Regions from separate parts of the Homo sapiens genome. Here region 1 is linked to region 2. A link is a loop called in an ENCODE intact Hi-C map of the cell type or tissue named here. Cell type or tissue: Caco-2. All regions are shown on one strand. Each heading gives the region's core, and the rest is flanking DNA. Links, peaks and the distances in the headings are about the cores only.

Region 1 (2,813 bases), core at 301-2,800, 60 kb after region 2:
ATTGTATAGTTTGAAATAGCTAGGCTGGGCGTGGTGGCTCATGCCTGTAATCCCAGCACTTTGGGAGGCTGAGGTGGGCAAAACCTTGTCTCTACTAAAAATACAAAAATTAGCGGGCGGGTGGCAAGTACCTGTAATCCCAGCCACTTGAGGCACAAGAATAGCTTGAACCCAGGAGGCAGAGGTTGCAGTGAGCTGAGATCGCACCACTGCACTCCAGCCTGGGAGACAGAGTGAGACTGTCTCAAAAAGGAAAAACAAAAAAATAAAATAGCTAGAAGAATTGGGATGTTTTAACGTAAAGAAAAGATAAATGTAGGACAGGCGCAGTGGCTCACGTCTGAAATCCCAGCATGTTGGGAGGCCAAGGCAGGTGGATCACCTGAGGTTAGGGGTTCAAGACCAGCCTGACCAACATGGAGAAACCCTGTCTCTACTAAAAGTACAAAAATTAGCCAGGCGTGGTGGTGCATGCCTGTAATCCAGCTACTCGGGAGGCTGAGGCAGGAGAATCGCTTGAACCCGGGAGGTGGAGGTTGCGGTGAGCCGAGATCATGCCATTGCACTCCAGCCTGGGAAACAAGAGTGAAGCTCTGTCTCAAAAAAAAAGGAGAAAAGATAAATGTTTGAGGTGATGGATATCCCAGTTACTCTGACTTGATCATTACACATTGTATGCACGTATCAAAATAACACGAGCCAGGCATGGTGGGCTTATGCCTGTAATCTCAACTACTTGGGAGGCTGATGTGGGAGTATTACTTGTGTCCAGGGATTTGAGACCAGCCTGGGCAACATAAAAAAACCCCATCTTAAAAAAAAAAAAATTATATATATATATATATATATATGTATGTATATATATGTGTATATATATGTGTGTGTATATGTGTATATATATGTGTGTGTATATGTGTATATATATATGTGTGTGTATATATATATATCACATGTAACCTAAAAATACGTAGAACTGATATGTATCAATTTAAAAATTAATAAAATATGCTTTTGGTTAAAAAAAGGTTGGCTGTGGGGATAGAGTCTAAAGAAACCCTCCCTCCCTCCTTCATGGAGCAAGGGAGCAGCTGCCACTGCAGGAAAGGCATGAAGCCACATCCAGACCATTCTCGCTTACGGAGCAAAGCCTTAAGCCACTGTGGAAGCGAAGTAAATCCTGTTGACCCCTCCGTCCCTGCTCTAGGCAAAGGTGAAGACCCATTACAGCTAGTGGGGATGGAAAGGAAAAGGAACACTACCTTGGCAGAGGGGCAGGAAACTATCTTGGACTCAGATTGTAAGAGGTCGCCTACCACTGGGGGAGGGACAGGATCACTGAGAAAACCCCACTTAAAAACTGGGGCTGCGTCAGGACAACAGAGAAGCACTGCTCATCCCCCACCACCAGGGGAGCAAGCACTGTTCAATTAGGAGCAGTGGACTGCTTCTGAGGCAGGAAACAGCATACAGAGACTGACTGAGGCACAGGCATATGAGGAAAGCCTACAGCTGAGGGAGGGGAAGGAACATTGAGGAACGACCCTCCAACAAGCAGCTGTCCCTAAACCTAACTCTAGAAGACTTGGAAAATGGTGGTGCACTGAAGGTAACCTTAACAAAAATCTCAATCCCAGCTCAGCTTCTGACCAAATTAACTCAACTGTCCCTACCGATGGCCTGGAAGAACAAACAGTGTGCCCATTTCTAAACAGATACTTTTACCTCTGTCTCTCCTGTCTTAACATATGTCTGGCATTCAATAAGAAATTATGAGGCATCCACAAGAGCAAGAGAAAAACGAAGCCACTGTGAAGAGCGAAAGCAGTCAACAGAATCAAACTCATATATGACAAGGATGTCGAAACCATCAGACAAGGAATTTAAAGTAACTGATTCATATGTTAAAGGCTGTAGTGAAAATGTTGATAACATGCACATACAGGTGAGGAAGACTCAACTACTGTTTATAGGAAACCCACTATAAATATAATGATATAAATGGATTTAAAAGTAAAAAGATGGATAAAGATATACCATGGAAACACTAATCAAAAGGAAGTGTGGTTATATTAGTATCTGATAAAGTATACTTGAGAACAAGGAATCATTCCAGGTATAAAGATGATACATAATAATAAAAAGGTCAATTCACCGAGAAGACATAATAATCCTAAATGTGTGTATACCCAATAACAGCTTTGAAATACCTGAAGCAGCCCAGGCACTGTGGCTCATGCCTGTAATCCCAGCATTTTGGGAGGCTGAGACAGGAGGATCACTTGTGCCCAGAAGTTTGAGACAAGCCTGGGCAACATGGTGAGACCCTGACTCAACAAAAAAATAAAAAAAATTAGCCAGGTGTGGTGGCATATGCCTGAAGTCCTAGCTACTTGGGAGGCTGAGGCAGGAGGATCACTTGAGTCTGGGAGTTGGAGGCTGCAGTGAGCTGTGATCACACCACTGCACTCCAGTCTGGGCAGCTGGGTGACAGACAGAGTGAGACACTGTCCTCTCCCGTCCCCCCCTCAAAAAATACATGAAACAAAAACTGAAAGGAGAAATAGATAAATCTAGTTACAATTGGAGGCTTTAATATTTCTTCTTTGCAGTAATCAGTAGAAGTAGTGTACAGAACATCAATAAGAATATAGAAAACCTGGGCCGGGTGTGGTGGCTTATGACTATAATCCCAGCACTTTGGGAGGCCAAGGCGGGCAGATTACTTGAGGTCAGGAGGACAGTGGGTGTAGCCCACGGAGGGTGAACCAAAGCAGGGCAGGGCGTCGCCTCACCCAGGAAGCGCAAGGCGTTGG
Region 2 (2,813 bases), core at 134-2,633:
ATTTACTTTGAGGCCATTATAGAGTAAAACAAGGGCAACTTGAACACAAGCACTGCGATACCTTGGCAGTCGTTCCAATAAGAAGATGACGGGTAGCACAGACAGCTTGAATATGCTGGACAAAGGGATGAGTCACGTCTTGGGTGAAACAGAGTGGGATGGCACAAGATTTCATCACACTACTCAGAGTGTTGGACAATTTATTTATTTTTTAAATTTTGATTTCAATTTATTTATTTTTTGAGACAGTGTCTCACTCTGTCACCCAGGCTGGAGTGCAGTGATGTGATCTCAGCTCACTGCAACCTCCACCTCGCACCTCTTGGGCTCAAGCGATTCTCCTGCCTCAGTCTCCCCAGTAGCTGGGACTATAGGCATGTGCTACCACACCCGGCTAATTTTTGTAGTTTTAGTAGAGACAGGGTTTCACCATGTTGGCCAGGCTGGTCTCGAGCTCCTGACCTCAGGTGATCCACCTGCCTCAGCCTCCCAAAATGCTGGGATTACAGGCATGAACCACCGCGCCCGGCTACGATTTAAAGCTTAGGAATTATTTTTGGAATTTTCTTTCTCTCTTTTTTTTTTTTTTTTTTTTTTTGTTTTTTGAGACGGAGGCTTGCTCTGTCCCCTAGGCTGGAGTGCAGTGGCGCAATCTTGGCTCACTGCAACCTCCGCCTCCCGGGTTCAAGCAATTCTCCTGCCTCAGCCTCCCGAGTAGCTGGGACTATAGATGCGTGCCACCACGCCTGGCTAAATTTTTTGTATTTTCAGTAGAGATGGGATTTCACCGTGTTATCCAGGATGGTCTCGATCTCCTGACTTCGTGATCCGCCCACCTCAGCCTCCCAAAGTGCTGGGATTACAGGCATGAGCCACTGCGCCTGGCCCATTTCTGGAATTTTCTATTTAATATATTCAGACGGTGGTTGACCATGGGTGGTTGAAACTGTGGAAAGAAAAACTATGGGTAAGGGAGACTTCTGTACAAAGAACCTGTCCATGAAAGGAAGAAGAAATTCAAGGATATTTTTACTTGTGAACTTTATTTGTACCCAATTAGCCATCAAATTCAATGAACAAATAGCTTTTGCAGGTTCAGTAAAGGGCTGAAAGAGTTAATAGAAAAGAAATACAATAGGGTGTTTACTGGCAGAATTTAGGCCAATAATAACATAAGGTTTTTAAATCTCTAGCCTTGCTCTTAGTTTCTCAGCAACTTCCCCACCCTCATCTCCTCATCTTCTGCTGCTGGAGGGTCTCAGAGTTCTAAACAGGTATCTGGTTTCACTGTAAAACTAATTTCCTTCCTGAGCCATTCATGTCTCCTCCTGAACTGTCTCTCTAGCATACCACAAAAGCTCTCTGCTTTTCTTGTTTGCTTTTCTTGTTGCCAGCAGGAAAACATAGAGTCGCCTCCTTGGCTGTTTCTGCTCTAAGAACAGTAGATACCACATACTTCCCTGGTGAAGCCCCATTGGTGCTTTCGCAACTCTAGCAAATAAGTCCCCTGCAGGAATTCTGTGAGCTTGAGTCTTGGAGGAGATAGAGAACTGAGGCTCGGCTTACAAACCTGTTTGGAAGGAAGGGCAGGTCCCAAAGAAAAACAGGAAGAAGGTTACATTTGGTGGCAAGAAAGCTTTCAAGGTCAAGATTTCCTGCACAAATGAAGATTTTGGATGGAATTGTGTATACTAGAAGACTTTTACCTAAAATCATAGGGTTATTTGGAGTGTCTTGGAGGAAGCTGATGGAGATTATGGGATTGCTAAAGCCTCCTTCCACCGGCCACCTCGTGGTACTATCACTGCTCTCACAACTTTAGAGGGGTCCAGTCTCATCAAGCCAAAATCCTTCTCAGACAGTTTTAACTCTTGTTATGTCTACTGACTGACTTCTTCTGAGGCCTGACTCAGAGGGTGGTTACCATGAAAACCTTCAGTTGTTCTAGACATTTATTACACTGGCATCCTTTTAGCTTCCTTAGAACAAATTAGTCATGAAACTCCAGACTGAGATTAGTTCAACACTGTTACACACGTAGTATGTACCAACTGTCTTGGTCTTTTTTAAAAAATTAGTTCGGTTACAAGTGCCAAAAACCCAACTTGAACTAGCAGGGATAGGAAGTGGACGTTATTGACTCATGGAATCCAAGGAAAGGCAGAAAAACTAAACCATGGAAAGGGCAGGGATGCAGCAGAAACAATGAAATCAAGAACTCTGACACTGGCAGGATCTCTTCCTCTGTTCTCTGCCTCTTGTCTGCTTCTTTCTATGCTGGCTTTATTCCCATTTACTAGAGCTGGTTTTTCCTTCTCAGGTGGGCAGCATGGCCTATGGCAACGTCTAAGTTTTATATCTTACAACTTTGAGAGAGATGAGGGAGGAGGAGGAAGACTGATTCTATTCCTAAATGCCAGTTCAGAAAGTTCCAGGGATTGGCTGGCTTTCACCAATCAACTTTGGCAGACCAATCAAGTGTGACCAGTGGAGGGGGTGATACAATACCAACCTGGTCATAGGACCCACCACTGTGTGCACAGAGGAGGGTTCTTAAAGAAGAGGGAATCATTGTGGGCTGGGCAGCTACCCCAGGAGCTGTTAGCTACACTATCACTGTAAGCCTAGCTGGAATCTGATCATTCCTACTTTGCCTCTCTTGACCAAGATCCAGGGTCATAATCAAAATATAATTCTTTTTTTTTTTAATTGTTATGCGAAAGAGCTTCATTTATTTGTTTAGTTTTCTGACTTTGTGCTGGTGTGTTCAATACTTTTTCTTTTCCTGAATAAGGAAGGCACGCTTGGTTCTG

What was found. A loop is a pair of places that touch in the nucleus more often than their neighbours do. Peaks named below come from ENCODE experiments on the same cell type or tissue, not always from the same donor. Only the 100,000 strongest peaks of a DNase experiment are listed, where the experiment ranks them.
Region 1: it touches region 2 in a loop (2.9-fold over the local background); 12 of 110 quality-filtered maps call a loop at or near these places.

Annotation. Positions count from the first base shown.
Region 1 is chr11:112,003,199-112,006,011 of GRCh38, forward strand. The region is part of intron 17 of DIXDC1 (DIX domain containing 1); the gene reads left to right. Among named protein-coding and RNA genes, the nearest start is that of DLAT, 21 kb to the right of the region's middle. In Caco-2, for the core only: a CTCF peak has its summit at 1,389; a DNase peak (open chromatin) is centred at 1,403.
Region 2 is chr11:111,942,913-111,945,725 of GRCh38, forward strand. All of the region lies in intron 1 of DIXDC1 (DIX domain containing 1), which reads left to right. Among named protein-coding and RNA genes, the nearest start is that of DIXDC1, 7.0 kb to the left of the region's middle. In Caco-2, for the core only: no CTCF peak of the experiment used is centred there; a DNase peak (open chromatin) is centred at 1,479.